Linked DNA regions of Mus musculus: all the other regions are linked to region 1. Evidence: chromatin loops called from intact Hi-C (ENCODE). Cell type or tissue: gastrocnemius. All regions are shown on one strand.

Evidence for each region. Hi-C counts contacts between places; a loop is a spot of excess contacts. Peaks named below come from ENCODE experiments on the same cell type or tissue, not always from the same donor. Only the 100,000 strongest peaks of a DNase experiment are listed, where the experiment ranks them.
Region 2: it touches region 1 in a loop (9-fold over the local background); 41 of 42 quality-filtered maps call a loop at or near these places.
Region 3: a loop joins it to region 1, with 9 times the contacts of the local background. A loop is called at or near these places in 40 of 42 quality-filtered maps.

What each region holds. Positions count from the first base shown.
Region 1 is chr7:81,955,689-81,963,688 of GRCm38, forward strand. No RefSeq gene overlaps it. Among named protein-coding and RNA genes, the nearest start is that of Hdgfl3, 25 kb to the left of the region's middle. In gastrocnemius, a CTCF peak has its summit at 4,215 (motif pointing right); a DNase peak (open chromatin) is centred at 4,214.
Region 2 is chr7:82,270,785-82,278,784 of GRCm38, forward strand. It overlaps Sh3gl3 (SH3-domain GRB2-like 3), which reads left to right. Exons shown (of 9, transcript NM_017400.7): 4 at 1-132; 5 at 3,077-3,210; 6 at 5,343-5,501. Among named protein-coding and RNA genes, the nearest start is that of Gm32903, 19 kb to the left of the region's middle. In gastrocnemius, CTCF peaks have their summits at 2,320 (motif pointing left) and 3,789 (motif pointing left); DNase peaks (open chromatin) are centred at 2,258 and 3,769; H3K4me3 peaks cover 491 bases; H3K27ac peaks cover 324 bases.
Region 3 is chr7:82,258,691-82,266,690 of GRCm38, forward strand. Sh3gl3 (SH3-domain GRB2-like 3) reads left to right here. Exons shown (of 9, transcript NM_017400.7): 2 at 1,442-1,510. Among named protein-coding and RNA genes, the nearest start is that of Gm32903, 6.7 kb to the left of the region's middle. In gastrocnemius, a CTCF peak has its summit at 1,756; DNase peaks (open chromatin) are centred at 1,748 and 4,656.

The DNA.
Region 1 (8,000 bases):
GGATAGCAGCTATCACCATCATCAGGGCAGCTGTGACTACTCACAAGTGGCCCCCAAGTTTGGCTGTTGCTGTCCCTGCTTAGAAGGGGCTGGGGGGGTCATTAAACTCTCACCAACACCCTGGCTACCCTCCCTTGCATGCCTCTGCCAGCTCTGTAATTCTGCCACTGCGGCATGTGGGTTCAGGAGGGGCTAGAATATATAGCGTTTGGAAGCTTGGATGAAGTGGGTGGAGAGACCATGTCTGGGGAAGTTATCATCCATGTTGGGTAGGGATATCACTGTTTGGGGGGTCACCTGTACGTAAGCCGGATAAAGTCATTGGCTCATCCAGCTAGACTTGGGTGGGTCTATTATTTGCTCTGTAGTTGGTGCCCTATTCTGGGTGAGTAGAGATTTGTTCACATTTCCCCAGGAAAAGTTTCCACGGTAGGGTTTTCCAACTCTGATACAGTATGCATTGTGCCCAAACTCACCGATCACAGCCAAAGAAGCTGTGTGGAGATTACACTGGGGTACAGGCTGGAAATAATCGTGGCCTTGTATAGCAAATTAATAACCCAAGATAAAGTTCTAGGAGAAAGTCATTTTTAAAAAACTTAAAATATGTTCTTTGACAATTTCATACATGTATTTGGTGAATCCTGCTTACTTTCTCCCTGCCATCACTATCTCCCCCATGATGTTCTACTCCCCGCACCCCACAGGTCTCCTCACCTTCATGACCTTTTGTTTTGTACGACATTGTTTTGTAACTAGCACCCTCTGTTTACCCTGGGTTTATAACTACCCTTTGGAGCTGAATGGGCAGGCCACTGTTTGGTACACAGTTAACCGAGAGCAAGGGAGGCTGGCACCCCAGTCTTGTTGCTGACCCAGTGCAAGCAATCCCAGCTGCTGTGAAATCCTGTCTGCAATGGCTAGGTTATGTCCTGAAAATAGCATTTTGCAGCTCTTCCCCCTATCTTCTGGCTCTGACACTCTTTCTGCTTCCTCTTCTGTAGTGTTCCCTGAACATCAGAGGAGGCTGTATACATGCCCTGCTTAGGGCTGAGTGCTCAACCATCATGTCTGCTAAGTATCTCGAGCAGCTGGGAGTCTGCATCCACTGCAAAGGCATGCTTCTCTGATTAAGAATGGGAGGAGTGGCTGTCTATGAGTATAAACATGGATATTTAGATTGTAGTTTTGTATCATGCCAATTTATCTAAAAAACAATAATGAGTTCCCAACTAGGGCCTATGACCTTCCTAGCCATGGGCTTTTGACTGGGTTTACAGTCCTGGATCTGTTGATTCTTGAGTACATGCCTGGAGGGGCTCATGTGAAGTGCCCTGCAAATTATTTGGTGCTTTCCAAAAGCCCAAGGAATTATTTGGTAGTTTACAATTAATCATGAAACAGTGATGTTAGCTTAGTTCATTCCTGAGCTCTGAGCCTGGGACCTCTCAAGTATATGAAAAGTGGGTTTTCCCCAGGAGCTACTGTTGATTCAAAAAATTCTACCAGACTCGGTGAGAATTTAAAAATCTCACCCGTTGTATGAACCCAGCAGACTTCACTTCTCAGATTTTAACATTAGGAAGAAAATAGGCAGCATCTCCAGTGGAAGGCTGAGCAACAACAGCCGTCTACACACATGGCATGCAAATCCACTGATGAAGGAAGGCACAAGTACTGTTACAGAGTGGGAGCCCAGCTTCAATGTCTAGAATTTGGGTGGACATTGTGTCAGATCTCTTACTTTCTTCTGGTGCTGGGACCTGAGCTCAGTGCTTTGTGTATGCTAGGCAGGTACTCTATCTACCATTGAGTAGCATCCGACCAGGGTCTCTCTCTCTCTCTCTCTCTCTCTCTCTCTCTCTCTCTCTCTCTCTCTCTCTCTCTCTCTCTCTTTGTGTGTGTGTGTGTGTGTGTGTGTGTGTGTGTGTGTGTGTGTGCAATTCTAGGGAGTTATTCTCTCTTGACACCTTGTGGGAACTGAGACGCACCCGGCATTACATGGGTGCCGGGATTTGAACTCTAGTTTTATGCTTGTATGACAAGCACTGTATCCTCTGAACCACCTCTCTGTTCCTGGGCTCTTCTATTTTAAATGTGAATGTCTACTGAGCCTCCTCCCCATTCCTGGGATAGGGGAGGTGTCACATTTTACACGTGAAACTTTAGAAATGATTTTCAAAGGATTGCGTCAGCTTCCCCTGAACAAGGTATAGTCACAGGTCTTCCTGACCAGCTCCAACGAGGTTGCATTTGGCTGAACCAATCTCTTCATAGAAGATGCAGAGTGAACCTCGGTGTATGACAAGTTATAGAGCTTGTTAGGAAACGGATTTTAGCCGGTGTCATCAGTACACTGAGCAACTGACTGCAGCTCACTGTAAACTAGGTCACCCTTGCTCTCACTGTTCTCTACAGCACAGCTTGACAAACAGGGAAGAGGGGAGCAGGGGGCAGGAGTCAGAGAAACCTGGACTTTAGAGGTCATCTTCTGGATGGTTTTGGAGAGAAAAGTCTTTCCTTTTTTAGGATCAATCCATACAATAGTTAGTGATCTGTGCCTTTTATGATGGTGCAAAAGTGAACCCATACAGTGAGACAGTCAACACTTTATATTGGAAAGGTGTGGCATGACTTTGTATCGCTAGGCTAACGTGGGTGTTGAGTTAAGGTGGGACAGACCTGTGCAGTTCGGTAGCCTGGCAGATTTAGAAGAAGATGGCTGAATCCTTAAGTTGAAAAGCATCTATGAATAAAAACAGGTGGGAGGGGAAGATGGGAAGGTAGGAGGTTAGGTAGGAGTAGAGTAACTATGGTCTAGAATAATCTATGATACATGACAAGATAACTGGAAGTTCAAAGGTCACCCGCACAAGGATAATTGATGCCCGAGGAGGGGCAATGCTTGGTGAGGTCATTGCATGGCACACACCCGTATTGAATTAGTGTACAGTAGACCGTACCTGTGCAGTTATGTGTTCTAGAATGTGGCCCTTTGAGCAAAACAGCTGCCACTTTCACCAAACCAGTTGTGCCTGCTTGCAAGAGGTCCTGAGGGCCTGCCTTATGATCATTGACAAGACAGAGGTCCTGTCAGGTCCTCTGGTGCCCACAGTGGCTCTAGCGGGTCTTCCTAGCCATTTGTATTCAAATTTACCTTCATTGCCTGTAGCCTCAGAGACTTCAAGTCTTAGGAGGTGATAAACTGGGAAGTGAAAGGATTCTCTTTCCTTGGGACCAGGAGATGCCAGCATCAATGCTGCTGAGGACTTTGCAGTGCCACTGTTTGAGGGTAACCCACACTCTTTATTCACATGCTGTTGCTAAGCCCGATAAGCCCATCAGTCCCCCAGGTAAACTTTGGTGGATTCATATTTTGGTTTGTTGCTGGGACCTTATGAGGAGTGGGTGGACACTGTTCACATCTCCCCATGGAAGGAATTCTCGCAACAGACATGGAACACAAACAAAGAACAACGACCCCTAAAAGGACCAACCTTGGAGACTATAATGTCACACATCTCTAAGTCCAGCATTTGGAGGTGGAGGCAGGGGCATCAAGAGTTGAAGGACAATTGGAGCTACGTGAAAACCTGTTTCAACACTAGGGACTGTAACTGAAAACCAACCCCCCCCAAAAAAAACCATCAACCCCCCCAACCCAAGGAAAAATCCCGAGTCCCTAAAACCGCAATTGGATGGAAATCGAGTAAAGTCCATCTCATGAAGTAGAGTGAGCTCCAGCACAGTAGCTTCTCTCTACATTCTCTTCGCTGTCCTTCAATAATGCCACGCGAGGCATTTCTGAGGTTCCCCCAGAACACCTCAACGTGCACTATGGGGCCACCACGTCACAGATAAGGAGATGGGAACTCCAGAGTTGATGTTTAAGGTCTTACAGCCAGGTGTGCTGAGGTGGAAGGTGATGCCAGGGGTCAGGGCAGGAAACAGGATAGGTTCCTGACAACACAGACTTCCCCATTCTGCTTTTGTTTCACCAAGGAAATGACAAAGCTGTGTTGTCTGGAACACTGGATTAAAGTTCTATCTAAGGCACTTAACTCCTGTGAGAGGGACTGTGCAGGGAACAGGTCCTTTCTCAGCTGTGCTTAGAACTGGAGGGCAAGGATGGCAGACTCAGGAAACTTTCCAATTACATTCCTAAATCCGGAGGACTCCAGAGTAGCACACAGTGCCTATTGCAATAACCCATAAATTCCGGCAGAGGGCACTCCTCCCTAATAATCTAAATAGCCAGCAGCTTTGATTGGAAAGCCACAGTGTATCTTTATAACTTTTCCCCTTGACCTCGGTATTCCAGCCCTTCTGTAAAGATAAAGTACTATGATTATGATTAGAGAAAATTCACACTTAGACTTATAGAGGCAGATTTTACATGTTTTCTCTCACTTGTGAATCCTAGATTTTATATAGATGCATAAACATACACACTCACAGACATCTAGACATACACACACACACTCTTTACATATATAAACATGAAAGTAGAAATATCAAATAATATTTTACATACATGTAAGAAATTAGAAGTGAGATTGGGGGGAAGGAAAGACCCTAGTAAGAAGGAAGAAAGAGGAAGGCACCGAGGGTGAATTCAGCCAAAGTAGATGACATGCATTTGAAAATGTCTTTATGAAATGTACCACCACGTACAATTTGTACCACTATGTACCAAAATAGGCTCAAAGCACAACTTACCAACGACACAGATTTCTAGTGTAAAAGCATCAGGTAGGAATCCTTTCTCTGAAGTGTCCTTAAGTAGCCACTTAACAATTCCTGGAAAAACAAGTGTATCAGAACACATGCTCAAACTGGGTTGAAACTCCTGTCTTGGGGGTTAAGTGCAGGAGTTATTGACTAATGACACAATCTCCGGGTCTCTCAGGCCTACAGCAGAAACTGTTGAGCCAGGATGGGACAATCAGCTGGGGAGTTTCCTGGCTTTGCACCTAGGCCACAGAATGACCAGGCAGGCTGCATCACAACTTTTGAAGGCCGGACCGGGTAACTGGTCTTTTAAAAAGCTGCACGGGGGATTCCAGTATAAAGCTTCATTTAGGAATCAGGGGCCTTCAAACAGTCTAGCAAGTTCTCAAACATATAGTTAACATATGATCAGTAATTCTACTCATAGGTAAACACCCAAGAGAATAAAAAAAAAACATGAATTTACACAAAAACTTGTACACAAATATTCACAGTTAAAATAGCTGTAAAGCGGGTCAAAAGATACCCGTTAGCCAATGAGTGGATCAATGCAATTAACAGATGAGTTCTGTGGATGCAATGGAATAGTGTCTGGTGATATCAAGAAATGACACGTTACAACATGGATGAACCTTAAACACAGGAAGGAAACAAGTTTCAAAAGGCCTCAAATGGTATGAATCTATCTCCATGAGGTATTAAGAATGGGTGAATCCATAGATACAGGAAGTAGATCAGTGGTTGCTAGGGGCTGGTAGGAGCTGGGAATTTCCAAAAAGTGAGTGTTTAGCGGACACAGTTTTATTTGAGGATGATGAAACGTTTTGGAACATTTGGAACATTTGGAAGATAGAGTGGTACAGCACTATGAAAATCATCGAAGAGAACACTTTAAAGTGGTAAGTTTTATGCTACACAGATTTTATCTCAAAGGAAAATGCACACAACAAACAACAAAGCCAACCGCAGTGTTCTGTAAGTGTTCCTAAAAAAGGTTTTAAGAAACCAGGGACAATGTACATCGTCTATTAGCTTAGTCAGGGGAAATACCCTAACACAGACAACACGACATAGCTGTACTCCTCTGATTTTGAACACCTGACCAGAACAGGGAGTGAGATGCTTTTGGAGTTTGACTGAAGTGTGTGCGATCAGACCCTGTGATGAAGAGCAATGATGCAGGTTTTCTCCCGGGAGCTGTAACTTATTATTTGAAAATTTGTCTTAAGAATGAGGTTTGTGCTTTTCTGACATTTAGAGGCTAATGGAGAGAATCATTGCTGAGACAAATTTTCTTCATGTGTGTGGTGGAGACTCAGTTATTTAATATGAGTATAAATGGAAGGACGGCTTGCCACTATAAGCAATTGACACTTAGGATACATGCATGTATGTAGCCATTTATGTAGCTCGTCTTTTTAGAAAAAATCTCTGTGTTTCTGTGGGTCTGTGCATGCGCACATGCTCTTGGAAGCCAGAGGAGGGCATAGGATCCACCAGGATTAGAATTACACGGACTTGTGAGCTGCCAGACATAGGTGCTGGGAATGAACTTGGATTCTCTGAGAAAGCAGTATCTCAGTTACTTTCTCATTGCTGTGACAAAATACCATGACCAAGGTAATACAAAAGAAAGCTTTTAATTCCACTTAGGGTTTCCGAGGCTTAGGCCACAGGAACAGCTGAGAGCTCATGTCTTGATCCTTAAGTAGAAAGTGGACAGCTAACTCAAAATGTTATCTTTTGCAACCTCAAAGCCCCCCCCCCCCCGCCACCTCCTCCAACAAGACCACACCTCCTAATCCTTCCCAAACATTTCACCATTTGGGGGCCAAGTATTCAAACACATGAGCCCACGAAGGCCATTCTCATTCAAATCAACACAAACATTATGAGCTTTTAACCTTGTCTTAAAGAAGAAAAGTCCTGGGAGGTGTCCTGACCCTAGCCCTCAGTTACTTACAAATGGGTATCTATGAGAGGGATCATAGCAAATAAAACACAAAACAGAATTGTCTTCTAACAGTTTAGTTTGTATTACTTTCTTGTTTTAATTTTTGGCTTACAACCTTTCTTTCCTTCTCTCATACTTTACATCCTCACTCACCCTCCTTCCCCTCCTCCCAATCCTCCCCTTTCTTGATATACTCCAAATTTCCTAAGGGCAGGGACTAAGTGCTTAGTGGACTTGATACTGTGTATTTAGCAGTTCTTGGGCTCTCAGCCTCTCTCTGTTGATGGACACCAACCTGGAGGTCACCGTCATGGTCTGTGAATACTGAGATCTGTGAATACTGAGATCTGTGAATACTGACAAGAGGACCCCTGGTAAGGAAATCTGAGAGCCGACCCTGAGTATGTGGTGCTCAACCCTGCCGTAGAAAACAGTAGGAGTCAAAAGAGGCTTCCTACAAACCATGATTGCTGAGCTGAATCTCAAAGGAAGACCATGGACTAGTGGGCCGGAGTTGGAAAGGCGCTTTCTGTAGAGTAGCTGTCATATGCAGGGTCACAAGAGGCTGAGCCCAGAGAGAGGGACAACTGTAGAGATCAGGCTATGGAGCATGGTTGCAATCATATGTGACAGGCTTGGTCTTGCTGGATTCTACATGAGGGCGGTGGGATGCAGCTAGAGGTTGGGATGCAGTCAAATGTGTGCAATGGCGGAACTTCCTGCAATTGCTATGTGAAGGCCAGATGTGAGAATTTGAGAGCAAACAGAAGTAGTGTACTGAAACAGTCTTGGACAAAAAGAGGAAAGCATTGTCTTTATCAGTGGTTCTCAACTTTCCTGATGCTGCAACCCCTTAATACAATTCCTCACATTCTGGTGACCCCACAACCATAAAACTGTTTTCATGCTACTTCATAACTGTAATTTTACTGTTATGAATTATAATACAAATATCTGTTTTCCAATGGTCTTAGGTGGTCCCTCCCCCAAGGGTTGAGAACCATCAATCTTGATAAACAAAAATTCATTCTGGGCATGAAGAAGTGTAGGAGGAAGGTAGTTGTGTTGGAATTTGTTGACTGCTGCCTTCTTGGAGTGAGGAAAAGAAGCGCTAGATTGTGTGTAGCACCACAGGATGTGGGACTGTGATAGGCAGCCTATTTTGGTTGTTTGAGACAGGGTTTCTCTGTATAGCCCTAGCTGTCCTGGAATTCACTCTGTAGACCAGACTGGCCTCGAACTCAGAAATCCGCCTGCCTCTGCCTCCCAAGTGCTGGAATTAAAGGCGTGCGCCACCACTGCCCGGTTCACCCCC
Region 2 (8,000 bases), 320 kb after region 1:
AGCTAGGAATGCTGAACACTGTGTCGAAGCTCCGAGGGCAGGTGAAGGCCACTGGCTACCCACAGACGGAAGGCTTGCTGGGGGACTGCATGCTGAAGTATGGCAAGGAGCTCGGAGAAGACTCTGCTTTTGGTGGGTATCCCTGTCCCGGCTGGCAGAGTGGGGACACCTCCTGGGTGGGACGTCGGTGATACACAGAGCCCGTGCCTCTGCATTTTCATAGTTTTACATATTCCCAGAGTAGTAATATTCACTGCAGGAGTTTCAGGAAACATAGGTAAATAAAGAAAAACTTTAGCATCAGTAATTGTTCCATCTCCATGGGTAGGCTCAGTCAAACCCTGACATACACTTAGCATCTCTCGTTTATTCCCACGTGTCTCTAAAGATGACAACACAGTGTATACACAGGTATGCATGTGTACAGGTATGCATGTGTACGTGTCTCCTAGTTCTCCTCTTCAGAGTTCACTTCCATGAGTTCTTTTCCCCCCACCAGACTACACGATGTGTGTAAGTCTTTGGAACCCTCCCTTCCGCTTCCCCACCCCCACCCCTCTCTTGGTCATCTCCCATCCCGCTGCTCTCCTGCAGTTACTGTCGTCAACCTCCCCGTTTGAGATCTCTTTGTCCTCTTACAGTTTTATTACCTAAACCCATTTCCATCTCTTGCTACATACACATAACACACACACACACACACCATGAAAATTTAGGGTTTGCACATTTGTCTTTCTGAATCTGATTTCCCCAAATATAATGTTTTCCAGCACTGCCAATTTTCTGCAGATTTCATTTTCCTTTATAGCTGAATAAAATTACATTGTGTGTGCACCACATTTTCTCCATCCATCCATCCATTCATCCATCCATCCATCCATCCATCCACCCAGACAGGCTGGCTTTGTTTTGTTTAGAGACAGGGTCTCACCATGCACCCTTGGCTGGTCTGCAGCTCCCTATGTAGACCAGGCTGATCTTGAACACTGCACACACACTTCTTTGCTTGCCTTCACATTCCCAAGCTCTGAAAAGCCTGCAGACAGGAGAGGGCCTTTTTATTTTTAATTTAACTGTGCGTGTGCGTGTATGTGCACGTGTGTATGTGTGTATAAGGGTGGCTGTGCATGTGTAAAGTCTAGAGGTCTTCACCTATCTTTTGCCACCTTCTATTTTGGGACCTGGTCTCTGACTGACCTTGGAGCTGTTGGTTCTGCTAGCGTGGTGTGGCTGACCAGCCAGCCTCAGAAGTTTTGTTTACTCCATTTCCCCAGCGCTGGCTGGGATTACAGCTGTGCCCCACCAAGCCTGGCTCTTTATATTATTACATGGGTTGGAGAGGTCAAACTTGGGTCCTCACGTGTGCATGGCAAGTGCTTTACTGACGGACATCTCCACAGTTCCCCCAGGGCATATTTCCAGAGTTTCTGCCACAACTCAATGGGACGATATTAGGATACCTGGGTGCTGGCAACAAGGAGTGCCAGGGTCAGACAACTGGGTAGGAAGTAGTCCCTAAGCTAGGAAAAGACATCCTTCCTCCATGTAGGAACAACTCAGAATCAAATTCTAGCCAGCTCAGTTTAGAAAACCTCTCCTCCTAGGAGAAGTGACATTGCGAGGGTTGGACTGGCTTCCTGGCCAACCCTAACTTCCAGAGATGGTTTCCACTTCTAATTGGCAAGGAAACAGCTGTGAATTTACTTCCTTTAAGAATGAGGTGAGGCCGTCATTGCTTTCCCTGTTTTAGACATGAGTGAACTGCTCATGCCATTGACTTACTCGAAAGTCAGCCTCAGGCTGGGCCCCTCAGGTTTCTAATCTGAGGAACTGAGTGCATCTCATCCCCATGTTTTTACAAAATCAATTTGGAAGATCTCAAATAAAATAAAATAGTTGAATTTCATGCAGTGTCCCCAGGTGTGTCTTTCAGAGGTGCCACAACCTCACTGTGCATGGCAACAGACACTGGGTGGCAAAGGCCTTGCAAGTTACACTCAAGATACTAGGGTATAAGTCACTAAAGATGTCCACATCCCAGAACCATCCCTTACCACCCCACCTGTCCACAGGGCATCCCTGATACCCAAGACCCCAGGGAGGTTCCAGAACTTTAGGACCTCGTGCAATGAATGGCTTCCTATCGCCCCCACGGCAAGCTGAGGGAGGCCTTCTTTCCATTGTAATCTGAATTGGTTAACACAGATCCCCACAAACGAATCCATCCCTTCATTGTTACAAAGATGTTTTATCTCTGATCTTGTAAGGAGCCCTTGGTGCCAGTTTTCAGACCTGATTTTCCACAGAAGAACTTTGTCTCCATCTAATGGCCAACGTGGGAAGTGCTTTGACCCTCCAACTCTCTTTCTTTCTTTCTTTCTTTCTTTCTTTCTTTCTTTCTTTCTTTCTTTCTTTCTTTCTTTCTTTCTTCCTTCCTTCCTTCCTTCCTTCCTTCCTTCCTTCCTTTCTTTCCCTCCCTCCCTCCCTCCCTCTCTCCCTTCCTTTCCTTTCCCTTTCCCTTTCCCTCTTTCTTTCTTTCTTTCTTTCTTTCTTTCTTTCCCTCCCTCCCTCCCTCCCTCCCTCCCTCCCTCCCTCCCTCCCTCCCTCCCTCCCTCTCTCTTCCTTTCCTTTCCCTTTCCCCTTCCCTTTCCCTTTCCCTTTCCTTTTCCCTTTCCCTCTTTCTTTCTTTCTTTCTTTCTTTCTTTCTTTCTTTCTTTCTTTCTCTCTCTCTCTCTCTCTCTCTCTCTCTCTCTCTCTCTCTCTCTCTCTCTCTCTCTCTCTCTCTCTCTTTCTTTCTTTCTTTCTTTCTTGGTTTGTCGAGACAGGGTTTCTCTGTATAGCCCTGGCTATCCTGGAACTCACTTTGTAGACCAGGCTGGCCTCGAACTCACTCTTAAGGACAGGGGAGAGGGCAGGCCACAGGTACACATGCAGGAAATGGGTAGATTTTCTTCTTTTCCCATTCGTTCTGAGTCAGGAAGCAGAGGCCTCAGAGTGAAGCCTCACTGTACCACAGTCCGTGTCACCCCAACCTAGACTGTCATTCTGAAGGAATCATTGTGTTCTTCTGTTCAAGGCAACTCGTTGGTAGATGTTGGTGAGGCCCTGAAACTCATGGCTGAGGTGAAAGACTCTCTGGATATTAATGTGAAGCAAACTTTTATTGACCCACTGCAGCTACTGCAAGACAAAGATTTAAAGGAGATCGGGGTGAGTCTTCCTGGCTGTCCTGTGCCAGCTGCTGCTCATCATGATACCACGACTTAAAACCAAGGTTTCTGCGTGGGCTCGGCAACCACACAGTCTTATCTGAGGGTTGAAAACTGCACTCGATTACTATATTATATGGGTTCCTGAGAGAGTACCGGGATCCGTTTCTCCTGGCAGACAGACTGGGTGGAGGTGCAGGCTCCGCTGTCACTGTCCTGTTCTTCGTCTCACTGAGTCATCTGCGAGCCAGGCTGAATATCATATTTCTGCAGCCACTTCTCATATAACACAACGACATCATACTTTGGGGTGTAGATTTGATTGCTAATATCACACTGTATCGGTTGTGTGCTTGTGGTCATTCTGTTTCATTCTTTCTCGAGAAAATCATTGTCTAGAAACTGGCAGTTTTATCCTGGAAACCTGCAAGAAATTGTTTTGTCCAGGGTGTCTGTGGGAACTTCCAGGTCTCGTTCAGCTCGGCTGCTTTTGCAGATGTGCAAGCCAGCTCCAAGCCAGCTCCAAGCAATGCAGACTGCCAGACTTCGGCGCTGAAGGTCCAGGCGCCCTCTTGTGGTGTTGTAGAGAATAGCTCACTGCCTTCAAACTTGATTGACATCTCCCTTCAGCTGCAGACTCATTTGAGTCTTGTCGCCATCTTTCCAGACCCAGACAGTTTTAAGAGTGTAGCCACCGAGATCATGAGTTAAGGAGAACTTGGGCTATGTGGCGTGTTCCTGCAACAAACAGATGAAGCATATAGACGTGAGGTAGGAAAACAGCAGTTACCAATGCTGGAGAGAAGAGCAGGGACGCCTGAGGAGGGGCACCATCCTCCGCATAGCTGGATGAGGAAAGGCCACCGAGGAGCTGTCCAGGATGACTGGGCTGGGTAAATAGGCAGCACATCTTGCTGAAGGGCCAGGGTTAGGATGTCTAGGAACCCAGGGCACAGGGGAAGACCAGGTAGCTATGGAGGGAGAGAAGCCTGGGAGTCCTGGAGAACTCCAGATGCCTTTACCTGCATTTAGAGTTTATTCTAAAAGCAGAAGGCATCAGAGAAGGACCCGGGAAGGCTGGATGAGAAATGAAAGCTGCTGTTTTGGTCCCCCTCCTTATTTGGACAACTCTGGATCCCCTCACCTGTCACCCCTTCCTTCCATCCCAGGAAAAGCATGCCCACTCCACACTGGGCCCAGGTCCATCCCTCTCACCCCACCAAGACCCATCTTCCTTCCCCCATGTCCAGTCTTCCTGCTTGTGTTGATCTCTCCCTGTGGTATTCAAACCTGTCGAGAATCCCTTGACACGCTACATCATCATCGTCATCATCATCGTTTTTGGAGGAATTGGCAATGGAAATATTCTTATTTTTTGTAGAGTTAGGGTGGTTAGACATTGTGTATGTTAACAGAACTGGGGAAGGGAGTCCTGTGGAGACAGGAAGGGTTACCTGAGCGAGGACACTGCATCCTTCCTTATTCTCCACACAGACTCTCATTCTCACCTGCTGCCCACCCCTCGCCCATCATGTGTCCTTCTGTAAATGTTTCGAATGCTAGGCAGGGTGGGTGGCCTTCAGCAAGAGACAGAGGGTGCAGAGCAGAGGATGTAACTGGTTTCTACCTGAAGAGTGGGTGGGGCCGAGGCTCACAGCATCCCACCCCATAGCTTAGGACTGGACTCCCTCTAGGGGATGGAGGGGTCAGTTTTCTTGAGGAGTTCTCCAGCAGGTGGCTCTGTGTCCTTGCACAACTGACTATGTGGCCTCCATGGATTTACAAGAGCACGTGAAGTTGGGAAGGGAATTGATGCTGGTGGTGGGGGGAGGGGGAAGGTAAAGGAGAGAGGATGGGCGCGGCTCAGACCAAAACACCTGCGTATGCACGCAGCTCTCACGCTCTCAAACAGCAGCGGGCAGGACTAGGCCCAGAACAAGGAACATAGCCATAAGAAAGAGAGTGTGTGCACTTAAGCACATACTGTGGTGTGAGTCTCATCAGTGTGTGAGTCACACCACAGCATGAGTCACACCTCTTCCATCCTCGGTGAGCCTCATCATGGCGGGCATGAGTCACGCCACAGTGTGAGCCTCAGCACTTAGTGAGTGAGGACTTCCTTTCTCGTTTCAGCACCACCTGAGAAAGCTGGAAGGCCGTCGCCTGGATTATGATTATAAAAAGCGGCGGGTAGGTAAGATCCCCGAGGAAGAAATCAGACAAGCAGTAGAGAAGTTTGAAGAGTCAAAGGAGTTGGCCGAAAGGAGCATGTTTAATTTTTTAGAAAATGATGTAAGTATTTAAACCGAACGGAAGACTTTAATGCACATGACACGCTCTAAAACCCTAACTGCAGTGGAAGTTTCTAGAATGTTCCTGCCTGACATATAGGGAGAGACAGTCAACCATCTCTGAATGAAGCCTTAGTCCTTAGCAGGGCTGCTTGTTCCTGGGGTGGCTTTGTAGCAGAAGATGGCCCAGGAGAGCAGCCTTGGTGTTAAAGGCCACAGCATTTGTGGTTTGCTGAGCTTGAACAGCACGTGCCGGGTGAAGATCTGGCTCCCCCTTCCCATTGTTAGGTCTATAGCTGAGGAGACTCACTGGTCACTGTGCTATCTAGCAGATCATCTTTCTTCTCTTTGAGGGGTGACGGCAGCCAGACTTGGAAGGGGTCTCCCTGGTCTTTCCCATGTCCTTGTGGCCTTACATTCTCTCTCCTGTTGACCAGTTAAAGTGTAAAAGCCTCCAGCATTGCCCACTGCTGGCAGAACACGCTGTGGGTGTGACGTGGTTGGAGAAGAAGTGCTAATAGTCCTTGCTGAGGGTGGGTGGTTTATAAAACTCTCACCTTGGCTTTCATCCATCGCCCTCCTCCCCCCCAGCCCTGCGTCCATGGGGCCAAGGCCATAATCATGTAGAACACAGAGTTCTGATACCTCTTAGCCACCAACTTCATGTCCACCCTTGGTCAGTCGGCCTTTGTGGCCATGCCTGCTTCCTGTCATGGCTGGGACCTGTGCTTTAGAATGGTCGGTGATGGCTGGGCTTTCCGCTAGGATATCATTGTGGCTCTGGGTAAACATGACTGGGCCCCTTTAATTCTTATCAAACATAGAAGGTCTGCAAGCTGGGACACTGCCTGATGGATTTGACAGTTCTTAGACCCTGAATTGGCCAGACTTTAGCGTACTGGGACAGACACCTGAGAGAGCAACTTAAAAGGAGGAATGTGAGCTTCGTCTCAAGGGATGGAGGTCTCAGACCATGGCCAGCTGGATCCGTCATCTCCACCGTGGTGCCACAGAGCATCATGGTGTGACAGATGCGGCACTTAGAGTGGTCAGCAAGGAGATGTAGGGTGGGAAAAGAAAGGGAGAGAGAAAGGACAGCCTTACTCTCCCCCATATCCCTCCCGTGACTGACTGACTCTAAACTAGGCTTTGTCTCTTAAAAGTTCCAGAAGTTCCAGAATCTTGCCATTATCTTTGGATCAAACCCTCAGTATGCGATCCTCGAGGGCATTTTATGTTCATACTGCTGCACATGTGACACTGTTCACACTGCTGCACACGTGACACTGTGTTCACACTGCTGCACACATGACACGGTGTTCACAGTGCTGCACACGTGACATTGCACCAATTGGAAACTGGTGAACAGGCTGTTAAAGTGAGGCTTCAGGGAGAGCATGCTAGCAGATAACAGAAGGGCCATGGCTTCCTCCAAACAGAGGAGGAGATGTTTCATCATTGTTGGGAAGAGATTTGGGGAGCTGAGCCACAGCAGATACTGGTCTGGACTTTGTCTAATTGAGAAGTTGACAAAGGAGCCAGGTATCTGGTGCGAGCCTTCAGTAAGTGTAATTATCGACCTTTTGATCAACTGTGTTGGTGGTATGGCCCAGGGCCAAAGTCTCAACATTTCACCTCCTCTCTACAACCTCAGTTGATGGATGCCAGGTCTCAGTGTAGAGCCAGCGTGGCTCCTCTACCAGAACACCGTAAAATATGATGGCACTGGGTGAGCGAGCACCCTTCCCTGGGCTTCTGACCTCAAGAATCAGTTCTAGGGCAGAGTAAGGCATCCTGCTAAGGGCAGGCTCAGTCTCACCCACAGAAGGAGGGAGTGGAATTGGGATTTGTAAACATCTACTCGAAGCAAATGAATAAACAGAGGAAAGTGGCTGAGAAGTATTTAAGGCGCTGTGCTCTGTCCTTGGTGACTTCCTGCTTATGCTTCTGTGGCACCAGGAATTCAGAGGCTGAAATCTCACCCATCAGGGCTGGGAAGGGCTCACTGCCTCCAGCCCTCCTCTTCCACTGTCCTGGATAAGCTATAACAAGAGCTTAAAACACCAGTTATGTGTATGGATACCTTGTCTGTGTGGATGGATGCTTACCGTGTTAGAGCACTGTCTGTGGCTGTGAGCACCGTGTGGGTCCTCTGGGAGAGCAGCGGTGCTCTCAAGTGTTGAGCCATCTCTCCAGGCCCAGTAAGGCAACCGTTTCACCAGCACGTGTATAGAAAAAGTGTTTGCCGAAGCTTTTCCTGAGAGGAGCTTTGAATGAAATGAAGAGACTCAGTCTTTCCTGGGTCTCCAAATGCAGATTATATAACTAACTCTTCCTTGGGCTTTCCGGCTACCAGGCTATTTGTGGAAGTTTTTAGAATGGCTTACTCCTCAAGTCTATAGTCAATGCACACTGCTTTCTCTTTAGACAATATAAACCTTCCAGTCTACATTCTTGTAACTGAGAAACCAGCAGGAGAGCCTAGCTGGACCCACAGTCT
Region 3 (8,000 bases), 300 kb after region 1:
GTGTGTGTGTGTGTGTGTGTGTGTGTGTGTGTGTGTGTGAGAGAGAGAGAGAGAGTAGGGCAGGCAGTCAGACGAAACCGTGCCTGTATGTAAGGGATCTGCAGTCCCCTTAACTTACTTACTGCGACTTTATACATGTGTCAACACTCTAAAGCCATAAGTAAATCACAGTGAAGTACTTTTTAAAGACAACACGCTTTGTTATGGCAGTCCGTTCTCCTTGTTCACGAAGCCAGATCCATTGGGGCCGGAGTCACTTTTCTGAAAGGCTTCTCTAAGTGGTTGTGTTGGTCTTTAGAGACCTGTCTGCCATGCCCTCTGGCTTGCCAGGCTGCGATCTGTGGCCTCTGCCTCCCTTTCAATGTCTTCTTCCGTCCTCCCCTTGAGCAGTCTTCACTTGGGAGTGAAACTCCTTACTGTTTTGTGAGCACACTGATCTCTCATTATCTAGGGACATTTTTTGGTGGTCAGAGTGGTGTGGCAGATGTGTGCATGTGTTTGTGTGTGTGCACATGAGTGTGCACAGTGAGCACATGACTTCTATTATCATTTAGCGGTAGACAGCAGGGATGCTGCTAAGCCTCTCTTATTGTACAGATAGCCACAAAGGATAGGAACTGTGCTCAGTATCAAACCACCCTTCCCATTCCTCTCAGTTTTCCTTTTTGAAAACACCACCACATCCCAGAAGACCTTTCCCGCTGTGCTGCACACTGAAATGTCACTGTCCTTAAAAAACAAACTCAAATGCCACGCATTCTAGGAGTCAGGTCTTGAATGATCTGCCTCCTGCTCTGCAGACGAGATACTTTCTAAGCAGCCCTGAGAGTCTGTCAAGTTGATGAATTGATAATAGTTTGCATTTGGTCCTAGTATTTGTCCGTTTTTACCGCCTGTCTCTTACATTCAGGCTGTTGGGGTGCTGCTAACTCTTGTCACTCTTGTGTCCCTAGCTGTCTTGTCACTGCGTGTATTAGAACTGCTTTGTGCCATCTGATGAGGATGGGTGCATGATAAAGCTTAGACAAATGGGAAGTGTACATTGTTCCATGATCTTTTCTTTTCTCATTAGTAGCTGTTGTGGTGTGCGTGTGTGTGTGCATGCACCCGCACGCATGCCACAGTGCACATATAGAAGTCTGGGAACAACCTTGTGGAGTTGGTTCTCTCCTTCTACCTCTACGTGGGCTCCAGGGCTCGAACTCAGGAACCTTTAAAATTACTGGCTGCTCTTCCAGAGGGCCTGGGTTCGAGTCCCAGCACCCACATGGCAGCTCACTGTCTGTAACTAATGTTCCAGGGATAGATATGCAGGCAAAACCCCAGTGTACAGAAAACCAAAAATCCAACAACGCCAGAGCCAAGATTTTTGTCACTAATTTCAATGAAAGGAATATAGAGAATCTTTGTTCAGTGAAAGCATTTGTGTTTGTTTTTGCAGCTGTTTAGTGAAAAAATAAGTGGTGCCGAAGGAACGAAGCTAGATGAAGAATTTCTGAACATGGAAAAGGTAAAGCTTTTTGAACATGTGACGGGTTAGAAATGGGCTGTCTGTGCCCGAGAGAGAACCGCCTACTATTGGGAATATGACCTGGAGTGGGAATCCAGAATGTTCAAATGCAAGCATGGGGTGCAGAGTCGGGAAGGCAGGACCCCAGTGCTTCCCAGCCCAAGCCAGGATCAGGTTGAACCACATCTAGTCTGGGCAAGTTGAGGAAGGAAACGGAATGTGACTAACTGGTTCCCCTAGTGGCCAGCTGTCAGAATGCATAACATGTGGGCCTTGGCAACAACTCCAGGGCCAAATGGTGCTCATATGTCTTAGAGAGTCAACTGTGTCTCAAGGCTTGTGTGACAAGGCTTTTCCGATTTATAACAACTGATTTATCATTTGGTAATCTAGGCTGTTGTTCCCATCTGTTTCAGCAGCTGCACAGCAAATACTTTTCTGCCATTAGAACCGACATATCAGCTGTGATACAGAGATAAGTATGTGTGCCCGGCTGGCCTCACATGGGGGCATCTAGAATCATATATGCAGATGAAATAATTTAGAAGAGTGTTCCTGGCTTGGCACTCCAATGATGGACTGCAGACTCTGTCCCCTGTCCTGTCCCCTGGTCATCTACCTGGAGAGTGGCTCTGGTGCAGTCGGAGCTGGGTCCACACTGCTCTGCTTCCTCCCCTTTGTCTTGGGCCCTTTGAGCAGAGCTTGTCCTAACGATTAGATTCCTCAGACCGGAGCTGGGGGCCTGGGTGTGGCCGGCAGTGCAGGTTGGGGGAAAGCCCGCTCTGGGTGTGGGTTGGGAGGGCATTCTCTTTAATGTAGGTAGGACCTGGCCAGCCTTCCTCCAGGAAGTGCCCGAGAGGTGTTTTTTTTTGTTTTTTGTTTTGTTTTTTTTTTGTTTTGTTTTGTTTTGTTTTTTCGAGACAGGGTTTCTCTGTGTAGCCCTGGCTGTCCTGGAACTCACTTTGTAGACCAGGCTGGCCTTGAACTCAGAAATCCGCCTGCCTCTGCCTCCCGAGTGCTGGGATTAAAGGCATGCGCCACCACGCCCGGTTTCCTAGAAGTGTTAAGACCCTAAGAAGAGAAGCTTATTTTGTGTTTGATTTTGAAAAAAGAAATTCTGTGCATTGAAAACCCTTTCAACATGTTAATATCATTGACATATCTAAAGTTGATTTTTAAATTTATTAATATATATAATGATAGGATGTATATGGCTTCTTTACCAACTAGATTATTCAATTCATATGCTATACTTAAAAACAAACATCTGGAGTTATGTTATTGGGTTTAGAGTCAAGGTCTGGGCGCTGGCAGCTCTGACAAGCTGGGTTCAGACAGTAAGTAACACCCATCCATGGCATCTGCATCAGCTCCTGTATCCTGACCTGCTTGTTCTCAACAAGCCCGTTAAAGAGGCAGGTGGCAGGGCAAACCTGGGCAGAGCAGCTTATTCAGTGTAGCCCCGTCTGCACCAAGAGAAACACACGAACATTCCATGTGAAAGGAGGCTCTGATTTCAATAGTAGGCTGAGGCGTGTATAACGAGGCAGCGCTGGTCAGGGTGTGGCTGAGGCATGGGTAATTAATCTAGGCCGTGCTGCTTCAGGTCCTGGCCCCAACTTTGCCTCTGTCTCTGCTTCATCTCTTCTGAAAGGTGGATCTTAAGTTGTCAGATGGGGTCTTAGTCAGGGTTTCTATTCCTGCACAAACATCATGACCAAGAAGCAGTTGGGGAGGAAAGGGTTTATTCGGCTTACACTTCTACACCAAAGGAAGTCAGGACTGGAACTCAAGCAGGTCAGGAAGCAGGAGCTGATGCAGAGGCATGGAGGGATGTTACTTACTGGCTTGCTTCCGCTGTCTTGCTTAGCTTGCTTTCATATAGAACCCAGGACTACCAGCTCAGAGATGGTCCCACCCACAATGGGCCCTTCCATCCTTGATCATTAATTGAGAAAATGCCCCACAGATGGATCTCATGGAGGCATTTCCTAAAGGGAGGCTCCTTTTTCTGTGATAACTCCAGCTTGTGTCAAGTTGACACACAAAACAAGCCAGTACAGATGGTATGAAACCGCTTTCTCCTTTGCTGGGCACCAGGGCTTCCTCGGATCCTCTCACATAGCATAGCATCCTGGGAAAGTCCAGTATCAGATAACCAATGGGGTGGTGGACAGGAGGGGGACGGACAGGAGGGGGACAGACAGGAGGGGTTTCTTAGGAATGTCTTCACTCCTGATGGGGCAGGTGAAGTTTTAGCTGATGGACTGAGGTTCCTTTTGTTTATTCCTGTTTAGATTTTTCCCTCCAAAAATCATTGGTAGTGACAGAAGTACAAAAATAATATCTATACTGTAGTATAGGATAGAGGAGCTTGCTGTTAGGTGATTATATGTTACAAAACTAAGTACTTTAAGGACTTTATGGAAGAAATTAGAGTCATCTAAAAGATGACATGAGAATGACCGGGCAATGGGAATAATAACCCACAAACATGCTTACTAAGCAGAAACAAAGGAGCGATGCTAACATCAGAGGATAGCACAGTACCAAAAATGCATTGCAAGGAAAAATGTTTCCTTTAAAAAATTGTCATGTTAATGTAATCTTTAAAATTTTATGCATGCATCTTAATCATATATCCATTTCCTCTTTATCTCCTCAAAATACCCCCCGAAGAACTTTAAAAAAATATAGGAAGATGAAGAAAAGTATCAGAGTTCTGAATCAGACATAGCTTCTAAGTTTGTGAGGTAAAAGCTATGAGGAGGCCTGAGAAGAGACTGAAGTCAGAGAAGCTGCCCACCCTCCCCTCTCTTGTAGTAACAGATGGACCAACGGTTCTCATAGGCTCAAGGAAGGTTTGGGCAAAACATTCATACCGTTGACTGTGTATAAGTAGAGCCTGCATCCCCCCGGGTGGAAGTGGTCACTCTTCCCAGGCTCTTTGGTTGCAGTTACAGAGGACTCACGGGGAAAGTTTCTTAAAGCCATAGAACGAAATCATCACAGGGAAGATGGCTTCCCAACGCCACGTTTGGATCCTCAGAAATGTGAACCTGGGGCAGGAGAGAGGGGTCAGCGTGTAAGAGCACTGTTGCTTTTGCAGAGGAACAGGGTGACCCACAACGGTCTTCAGTTGCAGGGGATCTGGCGCCCTCTTCTGGCCTCCAAGGGTAGCAGGCAAACACACAGGCAAATGCTCATTTATATAAAATAAAAACAAATCTCCTTTGAAAATGTGAAGTCACTTCTTCATTTGAAGGAGATTTTAATAAAAAGTAGAATTATGTATTATGACAAGTGACAGAACTTTGCTTTCCGCACCTGTGACTTATGGCTACATCTCAGATGCAGTTAGCAGGAAATCAGCGTTGATAGAAAGCAAGGACATCACAGAGTCCACAGCTGGGGGATCATCAGCCAATTAAGTCACTCCACATAGAAGGTAGAGCTTAGTATGGGGACTGGAGAGAGGACCTGACGGTTGATATGGAGCACTGCTCTTGCAGAGGATTGCAGTTCAGTTCCCAGGGCTCAGGCTACCCCTTCCTGTAAGCCCAGCTCTAGGGGATCCCATGACTGTGGCTTCTGAGGGCATCTGCAGTCATGTGCGCACAGCCTCTTACAGACATATAATACACACAACTAAAAAGAAACCAGTGCAAAAAGGTTGATAAGTCAGAAGATAATAACAAAAAATAGATGCTAAGTGGTCTTGTTGTTTTGTTAATGAAAAGGTGGAAAATCATAAAGGCCTGGAGGGAGGAGGGAGGAAGCACAAATGCTCATTGCAAAAGAAAAAAAGGGGCTGTAGCCATAGCCACAGGTCGTTTTATAGTGTGTGTGTGTTGTATATTTTGCCTGCATATAAATATATATACATGTATTTTACACACACACACACACACACACACACACACACACACACACACACACGTGGGGCAGTGAGCTGTGCACAGGCAGCCTGGTCCCCGGTCAAGCACAGGCTTTAAACCCTGGTGACCCTGTAGGTGACTTCTCAGCCATGCTTCCTGGGCTCCTGGGCTCCTGGGTCCTGTCCTAGCTACAGCTTCCCACAGCCCCTTCCCACAGCAGAGAGGTGTGTGGCCATTAGTCATGTATGGCAATGCCCCAAGTTCCTGGCATTCTGACTGGACTCCACCCCCACAGTTACCTGGCAACACAGCCAGGTAGTCCTGGCCCACTATAAAAGGAACTGCTTGCCCCTCCTCCCTCACTTACTCCTGCTTCCTGCTTGCTTCTCTCCTGCCCTCTTGCTCCCCCTCTCTCCTCATTCCCTTCTCCCCTCTCTCCTTGTGGCCATTGCCGGCCTCTACTTCTCTACTCTCTCCCTCTCTCTGCCCTTCTTTAATAAACACCTTAAAACCATGGACTGCCTCTTCTCAGGGGGATCCGCAGTGCTGGAGCAATGGAGCAGGTCTCCCTCTAAGGAGCATGCCGGAGGCCTCTCTGTCCTCTCAGCCAAGGCAGCCAGCTGAGACAAGCTGCTCACCACCAAGCCACCAGCCTAAGCAAGACAAGGACTCCCCTCCCCGCGGGACCCAGCCGGAGCTCTCCTCCCTGTCCTTTTCCCTTCAACCCTGGGCCAGAGCCCACCCGTGGGCCCCGCTCTGTTCTCAGCTCTTCTGAAGCATACAGCGGTGTCTGGGATGTTTGAAAGCCCGAAACTGTCATCCTCGGCCTCCATGCGGGCCTGGGGACCCTGAGCCAACGCTGGCAGATCCACTGGGACCTCAGACTGCGCCTTCCCCATCCCCAGAGCGGAGTCCTGCGGCTTCTCACAGCCTGACGCCCACCCGGCAGTGGCTGCAGCTGCATGGGGTCCGCGGCACAGTCAAACTTCCCACATCAGCCTCCATGAGTGGCCCTAGACCCGTGGTGAGCCAGACACGGGACCCCGTTTTTGTTTTTGTTTTTGTTTTTTCGAGACAGAGTTTCTCTCCATATCCCTGGCTGTCCTGGAACTCACTTTGTAGACCAGGCTGGCCTCGAACTCAGAAATCCGCCTGCCTCTGCCTCCCAAGTGCTGGGATTAAAGGCGTGCGCCACCACTGCCTGACTGGGACCCCATTTTTAACCAACACACACATACATGTGTACTGTGTGTGCCCAGTACCTATGAAAGTCAGAAGAAAGTACCAGATCTCCTGGAACTGGAGTTCTGGATGGTTGGAAGATGCCATGTGGGTCCTGGGAATGGAGCCAAGGTCCTCTGGAAGAGCAGCCAGTGTTCTTAACTACTGAGCCGTCTCTCCAGCCCCATGATATCCTCAGAACCCTGTTCTGCTACTCAGCCCCTGTGTGGGCTGGGCCCGGGAGAGTTAGTTGCACGTCCTATATTTAATCAACTGGAGAACACACTTCACAACACACAGCCTTCCCCAACATGCTCATACCTCTGCCTGCCTCTGTTTTTTTTTTTTTTTTTCTTTTGAGTTTTGCCAAAGATGTTTGCATAACAGTTTGTTAGTACAGACACACCTGTGTGTGCACACACCGCAGCCATTCCAGGAGGGCCACTTGGTTTGGTTTCTTTGTATTTATTCACGAGTTAGTTTAGGTTTCCTTTGAGCACCTATCTTTGCCAATGTGTTCAGTACCATGCATAGAATTTCCTTTGTTTCTCCTCCTCATGAGTTTCCTTTCACAATGTATCTTACCAGATTATTTTACTTTATTTAAAAAAATTATGTATAGTGAGAATTCTGAGCTCTGTGGATGCTGACCTTCTGTGGTTCCCCCTCCCCCGTTTGCCACTTTTTGTAAACTCCATGTGCTGTATCTGTCACTGTGTAGTATGACATTTTTGTGTGTCACAGTTTAACTGTGGGATCTCAGGTCAAGCTTGGATGCTTCAGCATTTGGAGACATTCTGTTTTATAAGTTATTACATTTTTGGTTTTTGGTCCATATTTTTATCCTAATACAGTGTGAATCTCACTTTATCCTCAGCAGGATAGGGTTACTAGTGCTGCAGTGAAACACCACGATCATAAAGCAAAATGGAAAGGGAAGGCTTCATCATAGAAGGAAGTCAGGACAGGAACTCAAACAGGGCAGGACGCTGGAGGCAGAGCGGATACAGAAGCCATGGAGGAGTGCTGCTTACTGGCTTGCTCCTTTTCTTTGTAGATCTGCATATGACTGACCATTAATAACTACACAGCACAGTCTATACTAGACTGCTTTGAAATCTTCTCTGCCAATGCCATTAACCCCAAACTGTTCAGTTTAGCTTCAGAAAGACTTTCTGGACAAGGGCAAAAGCAGCCGCATTTATTGCCAAATTATCACAATAATGATCTCTAAGCCACATACTAAAATCCTTCCCCTATGAAAGTTCGTGAGCCAGGCCCCCACAGTTCAAGTCACCTTCAGCATCACTGCCTTTCATGTTCCTACTGAAGCCCTGACTTAAGTGTTAATCTTTTCTAATCCAAAGTTTCAGAGTCCACATTCCTTCAAA